6 separate regions of the Mus musculus genome follow, and all the other regions are linked to region 1. A link is a loop called in an ENCODE intact Hi-C map of the cell type or tissue named here. Cell type or tissue: left cerebral cortex. All regions are shown on one strand. Region 1 holds the start of Mettl17 (methyltransferase like 17). Region 2 holds the start of Hnrnpc (heterogeneous nuclear ribonucleoprotein C). Region 3 overlaps Zfp219 (zinc finger protein 219). Region 4 overlaps Sall2 (spalt like transcription factor 2). Region 5 holds the start of Rab2b (RAB2B, member RAS oncogene family). Region 6 has its middle 2.4 kb from the start of Zfp219.

Evidence for each region. Peaks named below come from ENCODE experiments on the same cell type or tissue, not always from the same donor. Only the 100,000 strongest peaks of a DNase experiment are listed, where the experiment ranks them.
Region 2: a loop joins it to region 1, with 2.9 times the contacts of the local background. A loop is called at or near these places in 3 of 42 quality-filtered maps.
Region 3: it touches region 1 in a loop (2.8-fold over the local background); 8 of 42 quality-filtered maps call a loop at or near these places.
Region 4: a loop joins it to region 1, with 3 times the contacts of the local background. A loop is called at or near these places in 10 of 42 quality-filtered maps.
Region 5: it touches region 1 in a loop (2.9-fold over the local background); 2 of 42 quality-filtered maps call a loop at or near these places.
Region 6: a loop joins it to region 1, with 3.0 times the contacts of the local background. A loop is called at or near these places in 6 of 42 quality-filtered maps.

The regions. Positions count from the first base shown.
Region 1 is chr14:51,881,294-51,885,293 of GRCm38, forward strand. It overlaps Mettl17 (methyltransferase like 17), which reads left to right and starts at 3,549. Exons shown (of 14, transcript NM_001029990.1): 1 at 3,549-3,730; 2 at 3,858-4,000. The coding sequence starts at 3,653. In left cerebral cortex, CTCF peaks have their summits at 2,423 (motif pointing left) and 3,643; DNase peaks (open chromatin) are centred at 2,468, 2,980 and 3,543; H3K4me3 peaks cover 1,454 bases; H3K27ac peaks cover 481 bases.
Region 2 is chr14:52,103,481-52,107,480 of GRCm38, forward strand. It overlaps Hnrnpc (heterogeneous nuclear ribonucleoprotein C), which reads right to left and starts at 541. Exons shown (of 9, transcript NM_001170981.2): 1 at 409-541. It also overlaps a transcript of Rpgrip1 not described here. In left cerebral cortex, a CTCF peak has its summit at 1,575 (motif pointing right); DNase peaks (open chromatin) are centred at 101, 777, 1,636 and 3,507; H3K4me3 peaks cover 1,145 bases; H3K27ac peaks cover 1,690 bases.
Region 3 is chr14:52,006,533-52,010,532 of GRCm38, forward strand. It overlaps Zfp219 (zinc finger protein 219), which reads right to left. Exons shown (of 5, transcript NM_027248.2): 2 at 3,438-3,526; 3 at 1,696-3,130; 4 at 832-963; 5 at 1-615. The coding sequence starts at 3,443. The coding sequence ends at 8. Among named protein-coding and RNA genes, the nearest start is that of Tmem253, 8.3 kb to the right of the region's middle. In left cerebral cortex, a CTCF peak has its summit at 2,488 (motif pointing right); a DNase peak (open chromatin) is centred at 2,516; H3K4me3 peaks cover 376 bases; H3K27ac peaks cover 958 bases.
Region 4 is chr14:52,308,759-52,312,758 of GRCm38, forward strand. Sall2 (spalt like transcription factor 2) reads right to left here. Exons shown (of 2, transcript NM_001244916.1): 2 at 2,419-4,000. The coding sequence ends at 3,964. Among named protein-coding and RNA genes, the nearest start is that of Sall2, 5.6 kb to the right of the region's middle. In left cerebral cortex, CTCF peaks have their summits at 1,769 (motif pointing right) and 3,174; DNase peaks (open chromatin) are centred at 2,365 and 3,172.
Region 5 is chr14:52,277,314-52,281,313 of GRCm38, forward strand. It overlaps Rab2b (RAB2B, member RAS oncogene family), which reads right to left and starts at 2,082. Exons shown (of 8, transcript NM_172601.3): 1 at 1,883-2,082; 2 at 1,601-1,672. The coding sequence starts at 1,928. Tox4 (TOX high mobility group box family member 4) reads left to right here and starts at 1,833. Exons shown (of 10, transcript NM_023434.3): 1 at 1,833-1,919; 2 at 2,075-2,343; 3 at 2,508-2,576. The coding sequence starts at 2,338. In left cerebral cortex, a CTCF peak has its summit at 2,144 (motif pointing right); a DNase peak (open chromatin) is centred at 2,155; H3K4me3 peaks cover 2,175 bases; H3K27ac peaks cover 1,155 bases.
Region 6 is chr14:52,021,105-52,025,104 of GRCm38, forward strand. It overlaps a transcript of Zfp219 not described here. Among named protein-coding and RNA genes, the nearest start is that of Zfp219, 2.4 kb to the left of the region's middle. In left cerebral cortex, a CTCF peak has its summit at 2,021 (motif pointing left); DNase peaks (open chromatin) are centred at 298, 598, 1,743, 2,047 and 1 more place; H3K4me3 peaks cover 842 bases; H3K27ac peaks cover 848 bases.

The sequences.
Region 1 (4,000 bases):
GGCCTGCTGAGCAATGTATCTATCGCTCCACCCACGCTGAGCACAAGAGCAGAAAGTGATCAGTCTCCAGCATGTCAATACTAACTGTCCAGTGCAATCTGGAAAGCCTATGTCTGATGGACATCCTGATGCATGAGAAGGAGGAGGACAATGCAGGGTTTCATTGTATTTAGTTATGCTAAACAAAACTTGGAACTAAGAACAGAGTGACAATACCAGGCATGAGAGCTCATACCCTTAACTCTAGTACGTGAGAGCCAGAGGCACATGGATCTCTGTAAGTTCGAGGCCAGCCTGGTCTACATACCAAGTTCCAGACCAGCCAGACCTACATTGTTGAGGTTTGGTCTTTTGCTACGTATTGTAACGCTGAATACTGGCATCCAAGACCTGGTTGCCCCCAGGGACAAGACGATCCACACATAAAATGTGACCTTGCTCTTTAATTTAAAACTATTGGTTAAATAAAGATGCCAACAGCCTATTAGCTGGACAGAAGAGAGATAGGGCTTTTGGTTCCCAAGCTTGGGGATGGAAGAGAACCAAGAGGGTCTAAGAGGAGAAAATGCAATGAGGTTGGTGAATCATGAAAACATAGCCATGAGGGCTGGCCAGTTGGAACTAAGAGCTGCCCAGATGAAACATGACAAGTTATAATTCGGGTTATTGATGGGGAAGTAGATTCTAGCAGAGAGAGTAGATGTCTGCCCAGCTCTCGTGCTGATTAAGGCTTATTAATTTATAATAAATATAAAGGTTGAGCGTCTTTTATCTGGGAACTAAATGACCAAAATCTCCAATTTGAGATTTTTAAACATCTACAGCATCACATAGTAAAGTCTCAAAACAATCAAAAACAAAATAGACCACGGCAGCATTGCCTAGAACCCCAGAACCCCAGAGACAGAGGCATGACTGTGAGTTGAAAGCCAACATGGGATACGTTGTAAAATTCTGTCTCAAAAAAAAAAAAATAGGTCTAAATCAGTGTATTAGTTACTGTTCTGTTGCTGTGGTAAATCGCCATGACTAGCAATTTATAAGAGAAAATGTTTAATTGGGGGCCAGTGATTCCAAATGATTAGAGGCAATGCTTTTGGAGCAGCAGTGTATCAGGAACAGCTGAGAGCTCACATCTGGAACTGCAAGCAGAAGGCAGGAAGCACAGTGAGAATGAGTCCAGAGTTCTGAAACCTCAAAGCCCACCCCTAGTGACACACTTCTTACAACAAAGCCACACCTCCCAATCCTTCCCAAAGTTCCACCAACTGGGATCAAGGAATTCAAACCACCTGTGAGGCTCCGTCTCATTCAAACCACCACCGTCAGCTCTTGAGATGTTACATTCCCAATGAAAAGGAAGGATGTCTATTAGGCCATTAGCAGGAAAAAAGGAAGGCACGTCTCTATTATCAGTTTGACAGGGAACAAAGGAATGTCCTTCACAGACACCATCAAGTCTCTGATTTCGTCCCATTCCTCAGCGTTCAGTCTCATGTGGCATCCAAACTGTTGTTCTTTCATGTCTGGCTTTTTTTAAATGATATGGATGAAGTATAACAATTTAAATATAAAGTCATGTCTCTTCGAATTGCCAAAGTACATATAAAAATAGTAACATAAGTTTGTCGGTTTACTTTGATCCAGACATTATCACATTTAATCATTATAACAAGGCTTTAAAGGCATCAACTGTCACTGCTCCAGAATCAACTGACCACCAAATGCCAGACCCTAGAAGGTTATACATATCCTATACTCTGACACCTGCCCACAAAAACAACAACAACATCAACCCAATCAATCTATCAGGGCAGATCTGTAAGTGGCAGAGATATTTTATTGTTTCAGCACAAGCCAGTAATTTAACATGAAAAATAATAATAAAGTATAACAACTGCAAAGTATAGGCTGGGCATTGGTGGCACAGGCCTTCAAACTAACCACTTGAGTGACAGAGGTTGGTGGATCTACATATTGAGTTCCAGGCCAGCCAACCAGGGCTCTATGTGTGTGTGTGTGTGTGTGTGTGTGTGTGTGTGTGTGTGTGTGTGTGTGTGTGTGTGTGTGTGTGTGTGTGTGTCTGTGTCTGTGCGCGCGCGCGCGGGAGTGGGAGGGGAGGGGGAGGAAGGGGGGAGGGCGAAGCAAACTTTCAAAAGACTGCAGTAGGTAACACCTTTTCCACAGCTGTCGTACATACACACTCCCTCGAGTCTCCAGAGAGTCATTGGATAAAATCAAACCTCTACTACCCACATAAGACAAACCAAGCATCTAAGAATCCAGCTCACACAGATACCCATATATGGTCCTGTAACTTTTCTAATTGGACTGAAGACTATAGAGTACTCTTCGTCCTGTCAGCTAACTTCTGCCCCCAAGAGGCTAAAGAGGAAACCACAGCTGGGTAAAGTACTGCTGCCGGGACCCAAGAATTTACAGGTCCATGAGTCTTTTTTTTTTTTTTTTTTAAAGATGTATGAGTGCTCTGCTGCATATACATCCACAGGCCAGAAGAGGGCATCAAATCCCCTTACAGATGGTTGTGAGCCACCATGTGATTGCTAGGATTTAAACTCAGAACCTCTAGAAGAGCAATCAGTGCTCTTAACCGCTGAGCCATCTCTCCAGCCCCAGGTTTTGGGGGGTTTTGTTGTTGTTGTTGTTGTTTCCCCACACACACACTGATTAACCCTTCGAACATTTAGCTTAAAATTCTCCATTTGCATTTCAAGGACCAACAATACCCAGTACGGTGCATTGTTTAAAAATGTAACTCTGACTTTCGACTCCCTAGCACTTAATTCAGCTATCACCTATTAAGTTCATGAACTTGGGTAAATTAACCACGTGAAAAATTAAGTTAGCAACAGATGTTTGTGGAAATAAGATGGCGGGAATTCGGTGTGCTACGTGGGAAGCTCTTGATAGAAAACCTGGAGCAAACTCGCAGACAACAAATGTGAAAAAAAAGTAAGCTAATTTTTATATTTATTAATTTGCAAACTGTAATAGTTATTAGCGCTCATCGTTGACTGCCTAAATCTGATTTTTGTTATGGTCTTGTCCCGTCTCACAAAGGGAAACTAGCCACGGTTCAGAATTCTACAGCACCAAATGAAAACAAAGAAAGTCCACACTTTCCTTTTCACCTGCCTACCCCACTCTCAGCCCCACTCCTGCCCCCACCCCCGCCCAGCCCTGCCCCCGCCTCTGTCCTCCCAAGTCCCACTCCCTACCACCCCCCCACGTCCCCTTCTATCTCCCCACCCCAGTGAGACTGCTTCCCCCTCCACGCCGCCCCCATCTCCCTACTCCCCCAACCCCTCTCCCTCCTACCCCACTAGCCCCCCCTAACCCGTGAGACTGATCCCTCCCCATCACAAAACACGCCCAAGCCGGGTTGGTCTCGCCCGCAGCCACGCTCAGCATTGAGACCACGCCCCTTCTGAAGGCTAAGCCCCTCCCACGAACGGCCTTCTTCGCAGAGACGTACATAAGGTACATAAGGTCGCTTATTGGCTGTTAGCAAATACTCCCTCTTCTCATTAGTTGATACCGTCCGGGTCGAAGTTCCACGGAAGATGCTCTTAGCTGCTTGGGCTGAGGGTTACAGGCATGTGTACTTCCGTTTCCGGTGTGTCCTGAAGCCATGGCCACCGCCAGGACACCGAGATTTCTGCTGCTGTTCTGCAGATCCTGCCGCAGCCTTCGAGGACCCCAGTCCCGAGTAAGTGCATCTTCCTCTGCTGGCGGAGAACTGGGTTTCCAGAGACATCTCTCGGAGGAGGAGCGACCTCGGCGATGCCTCGGGCAGCAAGCACCTGCAACCATTCTGTTTCTTTCGCTGTCTGCAGGCATACGCCGCCCTTGTGCCCGGTGTGTCCCAGGTAGACAACGGGTCGGATTTCCTGGGGAAGAAGCCCCATCGAAAGCATCCCGGCATCCTGCATCTTCCGCACGTCCAGCTGCCGCAAGCACTGGCTGACGCCGCACAGTT
Region 2 (4,000 bases), 220 kb after region 1:
GCTTCCAGTCCGACACCACCATGTTATCGCTCCCCTACCCCCACCCAGCGTCTATCTTCGGAAGTGATAACGGAATCCGTAAGATATCCCCGACAATTACATCAACAAGCATTTCGTTCTTCGCTTTCTTGGTCCCCCCTTGGAATCCCTGATGGGCAAAGAAAATCAAAGTAGCCGTTAAACCCGAGCGCGCAGACAGGGTATTTTCGTACGCACCGTGGCCTGGAGGTCACTAGGTTGACTCCGCGCCAAGGCCGAGGCCCTGTTGCCTCCCGCATGAGACCCAAGTCCCCACCGCACGGGAACAAACGCGGCCTCGGCTTCTGCCGCGAGGCCGGTTTCCCCCTTACACACGCTGGCGGGGCCCAGCAGCCCAGGGCCTCCCCTGCACTCGCCCCCTTCGCTTACCAAAAGGAAGGAGAGAGAGAAGAGACCGCCTCTCCTACTGCGAGTCTACGCCGAGACGCCGGAGCTACAACAGCGAAGAACCACACGACCGTTCGCTCTCCGTCTCCTCACAAAATGGCCCCCGAGCTCCTCTGCCGCCGAGGCGAAAGTCCAGCCCCCGCCTCGTTCCTGGAGGCGTTCCTATTGGCTGTGACTTTTCTCGCTCCCGCTCCTAATTAGCGAGCGCTACCGCTCCTCACAATTCCGTCCAATCATAATCCGAGGTGGGTTGGGCTAATTGCGAGAATTTCCACATGCGTAACAGAGGCTAGTTAGTAATTGGTTCAGCTTCATGCCACTTAGTGACTGACGGATGGTTATTGGTCAATGTACCAGACGGAAAGCTGGGTGGAATTTTCGCCTTTGTATCGCGCACAGCTTCTCATCCGGGTATCCGGCGGATCTGACTGACGGCCGCATCGTCCTATCAGTGCTTCTGAGAGCTCCCAGGTCCGGCCAGATCACCGCATTTCCGCGGCGCGGGGGTGGGAGAGCCTGGGTGGAGTCTGGTAGCGGGTGCAAACGGCCTGCCCTAGCCCCAGGCCTAGGAAAAGGGAAACGCAAACAAGCTTCTGAGAAGGGAGGAGAGTTATCTCTAGGCCGTCTACTAGCTCTGCAGTTATTATCAAATTCAGATCCCTTCTTTCTGCCAGATTCTATAAGCTGTTGGGAGGACATGGCCTTCTCAGTGAACAGCTCCCCCTCCAAACCAACTGGGTTCTGTAGTTCTCTCCTGCAGGAGCAATTACCCGACCTCCTATAAACCCGCTTCCTTGTCCCAAGTCGCCACACAGTCTGCAAACCCAATGGCCAGCCACCTCAATTTCCCACTTTCTAGAATAGACTACTTAATCCCCTCAGGTTTGGTCTGCCACTAAAGCTCTGGTTATACTGTAGGAACATTAAATACACTGAAATGTATATATAGCTTACGGAGAAAAGGAGATTGTATCCCAGAAAAATTTCCTGATTTTTTTTAATCTTTAGATCTTTAAACCTTTGCCTTTTTCTTTCTTTCCTTTTTTTTCTTTTTTTTTTTTTTTTAAGAAAAAGATTTATTTACTGTTTTTATATGAGTACACTGTAGCTGTCTTCAGACACACCAGAAGAGGGCATCCGATCCCACTACAGATGGTTGTGAGCCACCATGTGGTTACGATCAGGACCTTTGGAAGAGCAGTCAGTCCTCTTAACCTCTGAGCCATCTCTCCTGCCTAGCCTTTGTCATTTTCAAAAGATTTATTTTATGTAAACCAGTCCAACGAGTTTATGTGTTCCCAATTTTACATCTTATTTTTAAAAAGAAAAGTTTGGGCTAGGTAGTGTTTCAAGTGCAAGCCAGCCTGGTCAAGTTTCAGGACAGCTAGAGCTATAGAGTGAAACTCTATCTTGAAAAAACAATAAATATAAGTAGGTAGGTAGATTGACAGACAGACAGACAGACAGATAATTGGGGAGCCAGAAAGATGGCTTAGCAGTTAACAACAACTGCTGCTCTTCCAAAAGACAGAGGTTCAATTTACAGCACCCACAAAAGGGCTCATCGTATAACTCCAGTTCCTGGAGGTTCCAACACCCTCCTCTGGCCTCTGGGCACCAGGCACACACATCATACACAGGACTCTTTTTACAAATTAAACAAGACTCAGTGATCGGGAGCTTGCTTAACACACCCAAGGTCCTTAGTCCAATCCCCAGTACAACAAAGTAAGAGACAAATAGAGAAAGAGTGGAGATCTGTGTGTTGCTGTTAGGGAAAGCTTCTATTTCTCTCTCTCTCTCTCTCTCTCTCTCTCTCTCTCTCTCTCTCTCTCTCTCTCTCTCTCTCTCTCTCCCTCTCTCTCTCTCTCTCTCCCTCTCTCTCTCTCTCTCTCTCTCTCTCTCTCTCTCTCTCTTCCCCCTGAGACGAGACGGGGTTTCTCTCTGTGGCCTTGGCTGTCCTGGAACTCACTTTGTAGACCAGGCTGGCCTCGAACTCAGAAATCCACCTGCCTCTACCTCCTGAGTGCTAGGATTAAAGACGTGTGCCACTGCACCCGGCTTATTTTTCTCTTCTCTTTTCTTTTCTCTTCTTTTCCCAGACTGGGTTTCTCTGTGTAGCCCTCCTGACTGTCCCGGAACTCACTTTGTAGGCTGACCTTAAATTAGAGATCTGACTGCCTCTTAAGTACTGGGATCAAAGCTTTGAGCCACCGTGCCCAGCTCCTAGTTTACATTTAATTGTTTATTTTGGAAGGTACACTAGTAAACAAAAGAAAACCTGCGCTGATTGGTTCACCCTTTACAAGTGAGTCCTAAGGATTGAACTAGGGTCAGCAGGTTTGGCTGCAGGAACCTCTACCCACTGAGCCATCCCAGTGGCCCTAAATCTATTATCATCATTATTAGCATTTTTATTAAAGCAAAACACAAAGCTAGGTGTAGTGGCCCAGGTCTTTAATCCCAGCATTGGAGAAAGGGGCAGGCAGATCTTTGAGTTCAAGACCAGCCTTATCCAAGCTAGCCAAAGCTGTCAGAGAGTCAGACGACAAGACTGTTCAAACATGAGTTTAAGCCAGGACAAATTCTTTATTAGGCAGCTGGTGACTACACTGGGTGTTCAGAATTCCAGTGTGCCACTGAGCCCTTCTTGGGATGAGCTTTGTTACCGTTGTTTATTGCTTTTCCAAGACAGGGTTTCTCTGGGTAGCCCTGACTGTTTTGGAACTTGCTCTATAGCCAAGACTGGCCTCCAACTCACAGAGATCCAACTGTCTCTGTCTCCTATGGCTGGGATTAAAGGAGTACACAACCGCCTGCCTGCATGAAAAGGGAACCCAGTTAAGATTTGGTTAGGCTTGCTGGCCATTGAACTCCAGGATCCTTGTGTTTTTACTTCCCTGGTGTTAGAAACAAACAAGCAATAATCTCCGACGGAGCTCCTAAACCGAGGCGAAGCAGTTCTGTAAAGTAGTTTGCTTTGGTGGGGGAGGTGCGCCTGAATCCAAACCGGACTAGCAAGCAGGAAGTTCGCTTTGTTTTTATGCTATTTATTTGGCAGGGTTGCACTATGCAGTCTATAAGTAGACCGGGCTGGCATCCAACTCACAGTGATCCTCCTGACTCTGACACAGGCGGTGACTGTGTCTTTCCCGTGGGCTGTGTTTCAAGACTGGGCAGATTCTAAGAGACTTGGGGAAAATGACATGAAGGAAAGGAAGAACAAGACTAGCTTTAGGCCATCAGGTTCCAGAAATACAAAGGAGGGAAGATGGGTGTGTAAACAAATGATTTATGGGCTGGTGAGATGGTTTGGCCGGTAAAAGCACTGACTGCTCTTCTGTAGGTCCTCAGTTCAAGTCCCAGCAACCACATGGTGGCTCACAGCCATCTGTAATGAGATCAAACGCCCTGCTACAGCATACTAGTTTATAATAATAAATCTTTCTTAAAAATGATTTACAGCCGGGCATGGTGGCACACGCCTTTAATCCCAGCACTTGGGAGGCAGAGGCAGGCGGATTTCTGAGTTACAGGCCAGTCTGGTCTACAGAGTGAGTTCCAGGACAGCCAG
Region 3 (4,000 bases), 130 kb after region 1:
GGGCTCCCTACCGTTCTTGCCCCCCAAGACCTGCCTCTCCGGATCTAGACAGCCCTGGGCTGCCCTCCTCTTCTAGTGGAGGACTGGGAGGGGTCTCTCCTGATGGTGCCCGGACATAGGTTGGAGACGTGTCGGCTCGGGGCTGCCGGCGGCCCCGAGCACGACGGCTATGGTGTACTTGCAGATGCAAGGCCATGAGCTCAGGAGCTCCAGTGGCAAAGGGGCAGAAGAGGCAGCGGTGAAGGGCACCCCCTGCCCCGGCCTCACCTCCCGGGCCCGCCCGTAGGGACAGGTCCAGGGGTTCGGCTTCACCACCTCGCCCGTTTCGCAGGGTCCTCCCAGGGCTAGCAGGCTTCCTACGGGACCCTGGTCCGGTGCTGCTCGAAGGAGGCCGGGTACTTGCAGTGCCCTCTACCCAGGTGGCTGAGGCCTGAGTTGGCTTGGCTCCTGACTGCGGCTGCAGTGAGCCCCGCTGGGAAGGTGGCGGGGGTTCTGGGGGAGGCCCAGGACCCGCACTGCTCCTCTGCTCTCGGTGGTGACGCTGAAGGTGATACTTGAGCGAGCCCGACTGGGTACCTGCATAGTCGCAGTGTGGACACTTGTAGGGACGCTCACCTGGGAAGAGTAGGTCACGGGATCACTACCACTCGCACACCCACATGTATTTTGCTCAATTTACAAACTTCATCCCAAGGAGCAAACGCTGACTCCCCGCGAGGTGATTTAGATGATCTTTCCAACCTGAAGGGTGGCCAGCAGAACCTCCAGCCTTCTGGCTGCTCTTACCTTTCTTCCTCCTAGACCCTCCCCTATGCAGAAAGCCTCCCTCACCTGTGTGCACACGGAGATGCACTTTTAAGTGATGCGCCGAGCGGAAAGATTTTCCACAGAAGGGGCAGTCCTTGCCAGTGGCCCCACGGCCCGCTTCAGATCGTGTCCCTCCAACCAGCAGCCCGTTTTCTTCTGCAACACGTTAAAAGGAAGATATAGGGTCTCGCTGCCTTGTCCCAATCAGGTACCCATTATACCCACCATCCCTTTGGGCTCAAAAGGAAAGAGGTTTGGGGGAACATAGATTTGTTAAAGAGTTAATACCCTTAGGAAACCACAAAACTTCCAGTAAGAAAAAGGGAGCCGGGCGTGGTGGCGCACACCTTTAATCACAGCACTTGGGAGGCAGAGGCAGGTGAATTTCTGAGTTCAAGGCCAGCCTGGTCTACAGAGTGAGTTCCAGGACAGCCAGGGCTACACAGAGAAACCCTGTCTCAAAAAAAAAAAAAAAAAAGAAAGAAAGAAAGAAAGAAAGAAAGAAAGAAAGAAAGAAAGAAAGAAAGAAAGAAAGAAAGAAAGAAAGAAAGAAAGAAAAAGGGAGTACGGGGACAGAAGCCCAGGAGAAAGAAAGAAAGAAAGAAAGAAAGAAAGAAAGAAAGAAAGAAAGAAAGAAAGAAAGAAAGAAAGAAAGAAAGGAAGGAAGGAAGGAAGGAAGGAAGGAAGGAAGGAAGAAAGAAAGAAAGAAAGAAAGAAAGAAAGAAAGAAAGAAAGAAAGAAAGAAAGAAAGAAAGAAAGAAAGAAAGAAAGAGGGAGTACGGGGACAGAAGCCCAGGAGAAATCGAAGCAAGTCTTCTGAAAAGGCGTGTGGGACAAAGTTTCGAGGACCAAATGCCACAACCCCCCAAGAAAATAGTGTGTACATACCTTGGGTGGCCGTGGATCTCGCCTGGGTCCCCGCGGCAGGTGCAGGCTGTCCTGACCCCTCACCTGGGTTGGGGTGCAGGGAAGTCAGAGAGCCCAGCGACCTGCCTCGGGCCCAGCTCTCCTCTTCAGCCTCCACCACTTCTTCTTCCTCTTCTGGTTCCTCTGTACGGTGTCGCCGAGCCCGGTTGGGAAGAGCTGAAGGCAGTGGGCGGAACCCTCCATAGCTTCGGCCACCTCCAGGGTCAGCACCCTCACCATTGGGTCGTACTTCCCCAGCTCGTACACTCAGGTAGCCTAAGAGGCTTGGGGGCTCTCGGCGCTCAGCCGGAGCGGGTGCTGGGGCCAGGAGGAGTGCAGGGCCCAGTGGCTCATATGCCAGTAGGCTCAGGTCGGGAGGCTGAGGGGCCCTGGCAGGTGCAGAGCCAGGGCCTGGAGCACGCAAAGGACCCAGCTTGCTGGTGTGCACCTTCATGTGGTTCTTAAGGAACCAGGGCTCCTTGAAGCAGCGACCACATACGGGGCACGCATGATCAAAGGAGGCCTTGTGCTTGCGCATGTGACCCTTGAGAAACCAGGACTGTGTAAAGCTCTGGCCGCACACCTGGCAACGGAATTCAGGTGGCGCAGGGGGCTCCTCCGGAGGTGCAGGAGTTGGGGCAGGGTTTGCCTCCCGGTCAGGCTCTGGCCTAGGTTCAGGCTCAGGCTCAGGCTCAAGGGCAGATCTGGGTTCTTGCTGGGGTGGAGGCGGGGGTTCAGGCGTAGATGTAGCCGCCAGGGGGCGCTCGGAAGCCCCGTGGGCCGTCAGACTGTGGTGCAGCAACTCCTCCTCCTGGCTGGAGCCAAAACTGCACAAGCTGCACTTCCAGGGCCTGTGCAGGATATGCAGGTGGCGTTCCCGCTCCGCTGAGGTGCGAAACTTGCCTTTGCAGAAAGGGCAACGGAAGGCAGATGAGGAAGGGACCTGAGGGCGAGCCAGGCCCTCTGCGGCAGGGCTGGACTGCATGCCGCCTGAGCTTCTGGCTCTCCCGAGTCGGGCTTCGCGAAGCAGGGCGCGTTCCTCCAACTCCAGCAACAGCCGTGCAGCAGGGCTGCGTGGACGCTCCGGCTGGTGCGTTCGGAGGTGTGAGCGCAGCAGAGCCCGCTGCGCTGCGCGGTGGCCGCAATGTGGGCACTGGAAGGCTTGGGCGCCCGGGTGGGCTCTCAGGTGCAAAGCCAAGATGGAATTGAATCGGAAGCGCTTTCCGCACACAGGACAAGGGAAGCGCCGTTCGCCTGCACGAGTCTCAGACCAACCCACTGCTCCCATCCCAGGCGAGCCGGGTCCTGGAGTCCCACTGACACCTGGTCCGTTGGAGTAGCGCTGCAGATCCAGCTCGCCGTCGAAGGCTGGTGGGGAAGGCTCTAGGTGGCCGACCAGGATGCGGGGACGTGAGCCCTGTGGGGAAAGATGCACGTAGAGGACAGGGTGGAAAAGACCACCCTGTAGAATGTAGAAAAATGCAAAGGCACGAAGAACAGTAAGAAGAGTGTGTATGGAGGTTGGGAGATTGGGACCTAACCTAGGTACCTTGATACCTCTCACCTCCAGAAACTGTGGGATGAGTGGAAGTTGGACACCGGGGCCAAGTTAATAACGTATGCTACTATAATACGAAGTTTAAAAAACAAAGAAACAAAAAAGGAGGCAGGAGAGGGTGTCCCGCTGAAGGCACTTTGCAGGTCAAGGACAGAACTTCACTCACCTCCATGGACCCCCTTCACATTCTTTGGTTCTGAGGATTGGAAGGAGGAAGAAGAAAAGCTGCTAATGAAGGCAACAGGTGCGGAGGTGCTAAAACAAGACAGAGCGATTGGAGGAAAGATGAGCCCTGGCTTTTGGCAGTAGAGTCACCCCACTTAGCAGCCTGTATCCTTGAAACCCATCCCTTCTTCCTATTGTGATCTTGGGGTATTCCAGCCTTCTTATTTGCTGTCCTCAAAACTTGCATCCCTTCATCTGCCAACTTGTATGATAAATACAGACTTCCTCCCCCAAATGATGTTTTAAACACCTAGTCCAGAACCGCCGCCGCCACCACACACACACACACACACACACACACACACACACAATGTGGGAGGCCATCATAGTATACCCCTCTTCCACTCGCGTTGGGCTGTGCCCCTGGATAAACAAATGTGGAGGGCTAGCCATACTCCTGTTATCCAAATGGTACTAGCTCCTCTCAGACCAGGGCCAGCCAGCCAGAAGCCCTCCAGGTTCCTCCTCCTAGCTTCTGCCGGCACCCAGTCTTCTGGTCTTCCT
Region 4 (4,000 bases), 430 kb after region 1:
CTCCTGCACTCCTCTGATAGGAACATCTAGAATCAGATAGCTCTGTTTTCTTAGCAGAGTAAAGAATACACTTACTCACCTCTGTCTTTCTGGGAGCCTCCTGTCAGAAGTAGCAGAACAGCACCTCACCACCAAAGACTGGAGTCTCAGGATCTAGTTCTTTTATAGAGTGTATGTGGTCCAAGGCTAGCCTTCCATTCCTGCGACTCCCACTCCTGCATACCAGGAATGCAATCCTCTATCACCCCACCCAACTGGACCTGGGTTTTTGTTGTTGTTGTTGTTACTTAATTTCTTTTTGAGTTGTCTCGTATGTATGTCCAGGTTGGTCATCAACTCCATATACAGCCAAGGATAACTTTAGATTCTTGACCCTCCTGCCTGTTTCCCAGTGCTGTAGGTGAGCCACTGTGCCTGTCTGAATCTGAGCTTGAGACATTGTGCTTTTATCTTTTTTTTTTCTTTCTTTATGGTTTTAGAGCTTTATTGTAGGGAGGTAGGGAAAAGAAGGTAGAAAGAGGGAGGCCATCCATGGCCGCATTGGGGGTGGGGTGGGGAGAGGAGGGCTAGAGACGAGAGTAAGGAAGGTGAGAGCTTCAAGAGCGTGCTTTTATCTTTTAAAGCCAGTTATGTTCTTTTAGCATGATGGTTTAGTGATGTGATGATCTTATAAAGGGGGAAAATGCTGGGTGGTGGTGGCGCACACCTTCAACCCCAGAGCTTGGGGGGATCTGAGTTTGGGGCAAGCCTGTAGTTCCAGGACAGCCAGGGCTACAAAAAGAAACCCTGTTTTGAAACAAAACAAAAAAGGAAATTATTTATTAAATACCACCTCACACACACATATATGTATATATAATTTTAGAGATACAGTTCTTGACACTGGAGGTGGCTCAGCAGTTAAGAGTACTGACTGCTCTTCCAAAGGATCTGGATTCAATTCCCAGCACTCACATAATGGCTTGCAACTGTATGTAACGCCAGGACCTACATAGATATACATTCAGGCAAAACATCAATATCAATGCACATACAATTGAAAAAAAAAAAAAAAGACAAGTTTCTCTGCTGGCCATTGTGGCTCAAGGCTTTGAACCAGCACTTGGGAGGGAGAGGCAGGTGAATTTTTGTGAGTTTGAGGCCAGTAAGACCTACCTAAAGAGACCCTGCCACTCTCTCTTCACACACATGCACATGCACACAGAGGTTCTCATGTATCCCAAGCTGATCTCTGATTCACTACATCACTGAGCATAACTTAGACTTCTTTCGTGCATACTAAGAAAATAATCTACCAAGAGCTACACCCCTAGCTCTTTTCTTCACACTATTACTAATTTATATTATTATTTTTCAAGAAGATGTTTTTCTACATAGCTCTGGCTATCCTGGAACTACTACTTGTAGACCAGGCTAGCCTCAATCTCAGAAGAGATCCACCTGCCTGTGCCTTCCCAGTGCTGGAATTAAAGATGTGTACCACCATCACCCAGCTTGCATTATTGTCTTTAAAAGTTATTTTATTTCGTAGCCGGGCGTGGTGGTGCACACCTTTAATCCCAGCACTCGAGAGGCAGAGGCAGGCGGATTTCTGAGTTCGAGGCCAGCCTGGTCTACAGTGTGAGTTCCAGGACAGCCAGGACTACACAGAGAAACCCTGTCTCGAAAAACCAAAAAAAAAAAAAAAAAAAAAAGTTATTTTATTTCGTATGTTTGTGTCTGCTTGAATGTGTACTTGTATGACGCATGTGCGTGATACCCACAGAAGCCAGAAGAGGGCATCATATCTCCTGGAAATGGAGGTAGCAGATAGTTATGACTCACTACTTGGGTACTGGGAATTGAACCTGGGTCTTCTGGAAGAGCAGCCAGTGAGCCAGGGCTCTTAACTGCTGAGCCATCTCTCCAGCCCTTTGTCTGCATGCTTAATAGCCAGATCTTGCTTTACTGGTAGAACCTTTTTTCCATCTCTGATTACAATGTTGGATCTCAAACATCATAAAGTACTATTATCTTGATCTACAGATCCACTGTTGTCAGTAGGCTGCTTGAGGTCTGGGAAAGACTGATGAGCAGCCTCCAAACTCAAACAAAACAACACACACACAACAGTTGTGTTTTGGTAGGAAGTGGTTAAAAAAAAATTCCTAAAGGAAAACCTAGACATTGCCTGTACACTGGGCAAATATCTTTTGAAAAACAGAATCTGTTTTTAAAAACCTCCCCCCCCCCCCCCAGTGAAATGACATCCATTGGAGGTTGTTTGGGAATGAGGCTGACTGAGGAAGTTAAGTATTTTTACACCATATGTTCAGCTTTGGCAGGAGAAAAGGGTGGGAAGAGAATCTCTGAATTCGGGAATGCCAACATCACACCCCATCTGGCTATTTAGTCATAAAATAAGGAGAAACACACAAAAAACTTGGCCAAAACACCTTTAATGATGAAGGAAAAAATTCTAGTATCTCCCCTCTCGGCTCTTACACATTTCACTGTGTTAGGGAGCTCTGGAGCCCACTACTTTAGAGAATCATCATTGACAACAGCTAACAGCAAAATTCAGTCTTCTCAGAACACCTGTTCCACAGGATCCTATGTTAAGAGTAAATACTACATCTCACTACAAGACAGAGACGGGGGGAAACCACTTGAAGCTCTGTCTCTCAACTTCTAGAAAAAAAATAAGACATAAGCTCTGGCCCATGGTCAGGCAAAACTGGGGGAGGAAAGGGGTTTTGAGAAGACAGCAAGGGAAATACAAGGGGTGAGGGAATAAAATAGGGAGTCATCTAAAACTAAAAACATTCTAGTGACAGGAAGCACACACACCCCCATGGCCCCTGGTACCTCTGCATACCACATCACCATTAGCTCAAAGAAAACGTTCATACTCACAAGAGCTGAACATCGAGTCCCCTTACATCAAGTCCTGTTCTTCATCAAATAGATTCCCAGCAATGCCTGTTTTAGCAACAACCCTCAACTCCCCATCATTGCTTAAATAATCATCCTCACCAACAGGATTCTTTAGAGTTAGAAACTTCATACTCCCTAAACTATCACACGAGAGACCTCTTGGTAGGAAACCTGCTTGTTGGTTGAGCGGACATGATGGGAAGCTGGAGTAGTCCTGGCATCTTGACCAGCCACTATCTTTGCCTCCATGTGGCGAGTCAAGGAACATACTGCAAAAAGGATCCCAGTCCTTCACTTGTCCCTACCTTCTAGGGTGAGTCACCAATTGCTAGAATATCTTTATTGCCAGCACTCTCTGGAGCAGGGGGGAAGGAGAAAGAAGTTATAGTTTCTTCTTTCTTCCGGTGTGCTTGTTGGGCACAGCCTCAACTTCCGGAGGCTATGTTCTCTGCCTCTCTGGATCATGTCACTGGAGTCACCTTGTGAAACACAGTTCCTGGGCTTTCACAGCAATGATGGTACTAGGGCCCGAGTGGCAATGCAGGTAGGTCCAGAACTCCAGGGCTCAGTGGAAAACTGGGTAGTGGTTGCAGAAAGAAACCTACCACCCCTTACAAGCTTCTCAAGAAGGTCCCGGCCCTAGAAAGTCTTGCAGGGTGGTCAAGATCACCAAGGAGTAACGCTGGGCCTTCCATGGACAGTTGCCAGCCCCTTGGACCAAGGCTGCCACTCCAAGGATGGGGGTTCTAGTATACCTGCCAAAGGGAAAGGGAGAAGAGGAGAGAGCTCCCCCTTGAGAATGTAAAAGCTATAGGGAATTTGTTTCCCTTAGTTACACAGAACAAAAAGGTGATAAAAATTTCTTAAGGGGACATTCTCTTTCAAAGGCAATTGTCAAGCTCAGGGACTAGAGAAGAAGCCACTAGAAACATCATGTCAGGACTTGAGAAAGGACAAGAGGAGGGTGAGTAAATCTTGGAGGTTCCTCTATGAAGCTCTCAGGTTTCTGCTCTCTGAGTCATAGAGGACCAGGTACAGAAAGCAGGCTCATGGCATGGTGGGGTCATCTTTTCGAGGGAATGGG
Region 5 (4,000 bases), 400 kb after region 1:
GGAACTTGAGTGACAGAGGATGATGGGTGCTGGGAATTGAACCCTTGTTCTTGGGAGAGCAGTCGGTGCTCTTAACTGCTGAGTCAGCTCTCCAGCCCATTGATAGCATTTCGCGACAGTGTCTCAGAGTACTGACTAGTTCTGTGTATGAAGCAGCACTTCTTAAACTGCAATTCTAAAACTGTTTTCATTGGCAATTAAAGAAGCTGCCTAAGGAACAGGTCTTCAAGGACAAAATACCTTCAATCACCAATAATTTCCAGAGTACATTGGTAATAGCCTCTCTTAAAGCAGTATGGAAACTGACGAACTGATAGAGCTTTTGACACTTTTCTATTTCTAGGCAAAATTCATCTCTTTCAAGGACAATATTTCAAAAAAACAAAAACCCCACTGCATCATAAGCAGACAATTCATCCCCTTTTCTATTTTCAAAATAGTATTTTGTACATAGCATGAGGAATTCATACTCTATATAAATATTTTTACTTTAAGGTGCTATATGAAATACCTGTTCTGAATACCTATTACCTCAACAAAAATCAAAAAGATATTTTTTTGGAAAAAAAAAATCACTGTCAACTTTTTTTTTCTCTCAGAACAATAAGAATGTAATTTCAATGAGTAAGAAACTAAAAAACAGGCTGAGTATAGTGGTGCATATCTAATCCCAGCATTTAGGACGATCAAGTCAAAATCATGGTCAGGTTACCCAGGAAGCTTAAAGCCAGTCTCGGCGCAAAAACAAACTTATTACGAAAGTCCGTGAGGCTGGGAGTGGTGGCGCACGCCTTTAATCCCAGCACTTGGGAGGCAGAGGCAGGCGGATTTCTGATTTTTGAAGCCAGCCTGTCCTACAGAGTGAGTTCCAGGACAGCCAGGGCCACACAGAGAGAAACCCTGTCCCGAGGGGGTGGGGGGGGGAGAGTCTAATGCAGGAGGATCTCTGGGAGTTTGTGTCCAGTGTGGGTTATATAATGAATCTGAGGCTATTTGCTCCTAAAAGAAGAGAAGGTGAAGAGATTAGAGGAGGTGTCTGTGCAGGAAGAACTGCAATGTCCGTACATTGGCTTTTACCTCTCCAGACTTAAAAGAATCCTATGTTGGTGTTTATGTTGAAAAACATGTGAAGCTGGTAGTTAATAACAAAATACAGATGAGATGTTTAATAAGCAGTCATGTTTCCGTGGGATTTTTCCATAAACATACAAGTTGCATTGGAAGAAAAAAAAATCCTACGGCAACTAGTATCTTACATCCATCTCTAAAGTTACCTTTCAATCATTTATCCTCCACTTACCAGCTTTTATCATTTTTCATATACCATGATTTCAGACCAAGGTAGCGAGAAGTAACTTTTTTTGGTTTTTCAAGACAGGGTTTCTCTGTGTAGCCCTGGATGTCCTGGAACTCACTTTGTAGACCAGGCTGGCCTCGAACTCTGAAATCCACCTGCCTCCCGAGTGCTGGGATTAAAGGCGCGAGCTACCACGCCCGGCCGAGAAGTAACTTTTTATTTAGAATACTGAGACTGTAACTTTCTCCTTTAGCAGTTCTGGCAGCTAGCTTTTAGCTGTTCTGGAACGAGGGGATAGCTTACCTATTGTGAGGTCGTGCACGGGCTGGAACCGCTTGTCGGTAAACTGAAGGAGGAGACATGACTTCCCCACACCTGCGAAAGAACGGTGTTCACTAGACGCACGTCACCCGGGAAGCCGCTGGCTCCCAGACAGGGAACAGGGTCTAAGGCAGGGGCAGAGCCCCGCCCCCGGGGCTCGCCCCGCCCCCTCCGCGCAACTCCGCTCACCCCGCCCCGCCCCCAAGCCGATTTTGGAGGTAGGATCCCCGCCCCAACTCCGAAGGCGGTCCGTCGGCGGGTTACCTGTGTCTCCGATGATGATGTACTTGAAGAGATAAGCGTAAGTCATGGTCCCGAGGCGTCTGTGTTCCGGGTCCTCCCGATTTCTACAGCCACTTACCTCCGACCTCTCTAGCCACTCAATCTACGGGTCTCCTTATTTGCCTCCGCTCCAGCCCTTCTAGCTCAAGCTGCGTCTCTATTGCTCTCCCCCAGAAATCTTCGCTGGATCGGCTGTACCGGACGCCGCCTCTAGGGCCACCCAGTGCTCTTCTACATGCCATTATCCCACCAAGCTCCAGGGGGCGACAGCGACCCTTCGGGCAGCTGGGATCGAGACTGGTTGCGTCCCTGACTCGGTCCAATCATCGGAGAGCGACGCTTTCTCCTTGAGGAAGTGACGCGCTCGGAACCTAGTGGGGGCGGTGGGAGCGATGCGGACGCGGAGACGCTGAGTCGCTGGTAGTGGTGCTGTGAAGATGGAGGTGGGTGCCGAGTCTTTGAGGGCTGATGAGGGTTCGCGGCCGACTAGGGGAAGCGGAAGCGGGAATGCAGGGCAGCGAGGAGCCAGGGGGGCTCGGGAGGGCTGGGGTCTCAGCACGCCACTGCTCCGCTCACTCACCCACCGCGGCTTTCTTTTGGTTTACAGTTTCCCGGAGGAAATGACAATTACCTGACGATCACTGGGCCCTCGCACCCTTTCCTGTCAGGAGCCGAGGTGAGCAAAAGCTGCTGATGCTGGGGCGCCGGAGGGCCTAGGCAGCGGTTAGGGAAGGACGGTGGGGGTGAGCGCGGGGGCTGGCGGGAGCTGGAGGGGACAGTGGCCGAGGCTTCGAGCTCCTCTAAGGACTGTGGAGGGGGTGGGGGTGGGGGAGAACCGAAAGCGGCTGTCATGAGGAAACCAGGATGTTGAAGAGACGGCTTGTTTGAGGAGTTTCTGTTCTGAATAGGAAGAACGAAAGGAATTGTTCTTTGGTTGGGGGTGAAATAACTAACAATCTTGGGAGACAGCAAGAAAGAAAAAAAATTTTTTCAGTAAAGAAATCGAGATAAAGAAAGTTGTTTATCCAGCAGGGAATAACTTCGGACAGTTGTTATTTCTTGAATTCTATAGGGGGCTCTTTTATTTGAAATGTCTTTTCTGATAAAAGTGGTTCATCCTACTGATGTGGCATCTGTTTGCTTGGCTAAAGAACGACAGAGGGAAAGAAATAGCTGCCAGAGAACATAGAAGGGGGTAGAGTGCACCTGTTTCCCAGTGATCACAGACTGACTATGTCACCTTTGGATTCCAGTTGTCAAATGACTATAATAACAGGGTTTGGTTTGGTTTGGTTTGGTTTGGTTTTTAAAGATGGCGTGAAGTAGAAGTAATGGTTGTTGGATGTTCTAAGACCTTCCACAAGGGTCACCTAAGACCATAGGAAAACAGATACTTTGTGATTCATAACAGTAGCAAACTTATATTTGTGAAATAGCAGCGAAAATAATTTTATGGTTGGGGGTCACCATAATATGAGGAACCATAATAAAGGGTCCATGCAGCATTAGGAACGTTGAGAGCCACTGCTGTAAGATATTCAGGAAAACTTTTGGTTGACAGATTTTCCTATTAGAAAGCATAAAACTTATTTGAGCAAGCGAAAGTCAAAGCTGCAGTGTATGAAATTTTACCATTTTTTTTTTGAGAACTTGAGCCTTGGTCCATCTTTTGAGGATTATATACTACCTCCCAAAGTGCTGTGAATTCATTTGCACGGTTGTTTGCACCAAAAGTAGTTATCCATTGCTGTTGTGTCGGTTTATCCTGTGGGAACATTGTTATGGTTGAGAGATGATTGACAGTGAGTGATTGCTAGTTGCTTTTGCTTTTTGTTTTTTGTTTTGGTTTGGTTTGGTTTGGTTTTTTGGTGTTTTTTTTTCTTTTCTTTCCTTTTTCTTTTCCTCTTTCTTTCTTTCTTTCTTTCTTTCTCTCTCTCTCTCTCTCTCTCTCTCTCTCTTCTTTCTTTCTTTCTTTCTTTCTTTCTCTCTTTCTTTCTCTCTTTCTCTCTCTCTCTCTTCTTTCTTTCTTTCTTTCTTTCTTTCTTTCTTTCTCTCTCTCTCTCTCTCTCTCTCTCTTTCTTTCTTTCTTTCTTTCTTTCT
Region 6 (4,000 bases), 140 kb after region 1:
AGAATAACCGACAAGGGCCTTTGTTCATTGTAAATTATTAAGATCCTAAGATGCTGGAGGCTCAATTTTTTTTCCTTTTCTTTTCTTTCCTTTTCTTTTCTTTTCTTTTCTTTTCTTTTCTTTTCTTTTCTTTTCTAAAAGGCAGGGTCTCACATGTATCTTTGCCTGCCTGGAACTTGCCATGTAGACCTTGATCCACATGCCTGTAAGTGCTGGAGTTAAAGGCACGTGCCACTCACCATGCTTGACTGAGCCTTACTGTATGAAGACCCTACTGTGTCACCATAAGTTTGCCTCCCCCACTACATCGTGAACTAAGTGTGAAGAATTGTTTATGAATTCTGCAGTGCTGCTCGCCAAATGGATACATGTTAACTTCCATCACAATTGGTTGGCCAAATTAAGTCGTAAAGCCTCACTCAGTTTCCTGGGGAAGATACTATAGAATATGAGGGGGAGCAAACAATTTAAGGAAAAGGTTGGAAATTTGTGGTGAAGCTTGAATGGCTCCGCAGTTGGGATTTGTCTACTAGCAACCATGCCTATTTCTCCTTGTTTAGTTCAGTGAGCTTCCGTGTGAAATTCTTAGTGGGAGAAAAACAAGACCAGGCGTCAGGAGACCTAGATTCTGGCTCTGTTGCTTGAGCGCATAAGATCTGTCTGAACTACACTTCATTTGCATGGCCATTACACCATGCTTCTTCTGCTTATCTTACTGAATCATATGGCGAAAATAGAGTCATGCACAAGACCTCTAAAATGATGAGGCCCTTGAGAGGTGGAAAATAAATTGTCTAAGAAGGCAGATAATGGTGTAAGTGAGTGAACTAGATTGCCTGTGAAGTGAGAACTGCTGGGAACTCAGCAGTACACACTGCTAAATGGATGTCTGTCCTCAACTCCACCAGCTACTGCCGTGGGCAGCTCTGGCTCCGGTAGTGCCATGGTTTCCGGATTTGAATAGAAGTCAGAAATTTAGAACACTCTTATTTTAAGTATTAATAATAAAAAAAATGTTTTTTTTAATTCAAGGGTCAGATTCAGCCTATAGTTCAGTAGACTGAAGTGTCAAGTTCTGCATTATGCAAATAGATGGCAAAAATTTGGGTTGAATCCTGGCTCTCAGAAGGCAGAGGCAGGAGGATCACTCTGAGTTCAAGGCCAGCCTGGTCTACAGAGCTAACTCTAGGACCTCTGGGGCTACACAGGAAAACTCAATTGTTTTGAAAAACCAGAAAACAACTAGAAGAATTGGGGGGTTGGGATGTACAGTGCGGTTTCTGTAGCTCTGGTGAAACACACCTGTGTTGGAGGGGTTAAACATGAAACTACCCCTCTAGACATTGCTTTCCAGGAAAAGGTCAGTTTGCCTGCGGGGGGGTGGGGGTGGGGGGGGATATTTTGCAATACTGGAAGAGAGTTTTGATGGTCAGCTGGGAGTGGGGTTGGTAAGGGAATGTGGAAAGGCAGGTACATTAGCATATAAATCAGGAGATTGCTTCAGGCTCCTCCTCTGTCTGTTACCTTTTGCATGCTACAAGCCAAAAGGGAGTCTTCTCTGTTTCTCATGACTACCCTCGCCACCCTGACTGGGCCAGAGTCCCTGGCTACTCTAGAATTCTGCATGGCTACCATGCTCCTAGTGACCACGCCATCTGACCCATTCTGCACCGATCTGGCAGCCTCTATGGAGGTCACCCATTTTATTTCAATTAGAACTTAACAAAAAGAGATTGTGACAAGGCTCCTGCTGACGTCACTTTTTAAAGGTCACGACCCCTTCTATTCTCTTAGAAGAGACAGTTCAAGTTGGACGACTTCCTTTGCAACTTAAGCCTGTGAGAGTTGGGGCGGGGAAACCCCATTCTGATGAATATTACTCTCGTTTCTTTGAAATTCAGTCATTTATTCTGACTTTGACTACAACTGACGATATCTCCCAAGTGAGTTCTCTTCCGTTTCTCGACCTGCTTTTTTGGCTCGGGGGTTTAAGTTTCAGGCTGAGTCCTCTGCTGCCACCTCGTGGCCTCTTGTCCGGGTTGAGGTATCACAAAAGTCTTCCTTCTAGAAATGGCACTAGAAAGTAGCTTGGTTAGAGCAAAGAATCTCCTCTCCACTTTGTGAAGTCTCACCAGACTTCCCCAACCCCGCCCCCCATCGCATGCGTCATTGAACATCCGGGAAACCTGACCTGGACGGAGGGCGGTACAGGAGGCATCAGACTCCACTAGGCCTCCAGTCTGTTATACATTCCTGGCCTGGAGCCCAGCAACAACGGGAGGTGGACCTGCCTGCTTGGCCTAGTTAATTCGCCTAGAAGTACGATTCTCCTCATCTTAGTGAGAGATAATCCGTGTGGTGTCTGGACGCCATGGGCCTGCCGTGTAGTGTCTGGTGCCATTTTCTTGTCTAAGGCCTGCTTACTGTTGCTCTATACCATGACCTCTATCTGGACTGGCCCAACTACTGCAGATTCCATATCCAGTTGATGCACTGAGCAGGATGGCAGTGGTGTGGTCCGTAGTGCCAGTTAATACAAAGGGGTCTGCAAACGCGTGATTAAGGTCTCCAAGGACTAGGAGACTGCCCTAAACTGGACTGCAGGGTGATTGTTTCTGAAGGTGGGAAAGCATTTTTGGTTGGTGCTATTTTTCGTTATCACAATATTCGTATAACATCTGTAGTTTAAAAAGCCAGTGGCTGGCCCAAAACTTAATCTGAAGACCAGGTTATCCTCAAGTTTACAGTGATCATCCCGTCTCTGTCTCCTGAGTGCTGGAATTACAAGTGTGCATCATCACATGTAGTGAGTTGTTTTTTTCAAGATGTGGTCCTACTGTGTAATACTGGCTGACCTAGAAGTCTGTATATAGGTCAAGCTGGCCTCAAACTCACAGAAATCCACCTGTCTGTCTCAGATCTTCTGTAAGAACAGCAAGTACTTTTAACCTCTCCAGCCTCTTGTAGTATATACATATATAATACATATGTACATCAATACATGTATATTATAGGTGATATTTTTTTTCATTTTAAAATTTATTTTATGTGACTGTTTTGCCTGTGAGTATGTATGTGTGCCTGGTGCCTGAGGTCAGAAGAATCCTTCAGATCCCTTGGAACTGGAATTATGGATGTTTGTGAACTGCTATGTGGATGATTGTGGGAATAGAACTGAAGCCAGCTCCTCTGAGAGAGCAACAACTGCTCTTAGCTGCTGAGTCATCTCTCCAGTTCGATAATTTTTAGTTGATACACCCATGCTCTCTAATCTGAATGACTGAGCCCAGGCAAGACTATAATGTAAGATGACTGGTATTCCAAAAACAGAGTTTCTTCTCATTCGTTAGGGTTTCATTGCTGTGAAGAAACATCATAACCAAGACAACTTTTATAAAAGAAAACATGTAATTGGGGCTGGTTTGTGGATGCAGAGGTTTAATCCATTATCATCATGGTGGGAAGCATGGCAGCATCCAGATAAACATGGTACTGGAGAAAGAGCTGAGAGTTCTACATCTGGATCTGAAGGCAGCAGAAGGAGACTAGATTTTTGTATTTCACACTGGGCATAGCTTGAGCATTTAAGACCACAAAGCCCCACATCCACAGTGACAAACTTCCTCTAACAAGGTTACACCTCCTCCAATAAGGGAGCACCTCCAAATAGTGCCACTTCCTATGCCTGAGCCTTCACACACATGTATCTATGGGTGCCAGACCTATTCAACCGACCACACTCATTTTGACATTTTTGGTATTTGGATCATACCAGTTTTTGTTGTGGAAGACTGCTCTGTCCTGCCCTTCATTACTGACCAATATCTACTTGACCTCCCTACTACTATGACAACCAGATATGTTTTCCAAACTTTGCTGGCTAGCCCCCAAAGGATCAAAATCACTCCTCCCTGCCTTGAAATGCAATGCCCTAGATGGACATAAGGAAGATGTGAACATTGTCAAGATTCTTGTATTTAAGAGACCAACAGGAGACCTA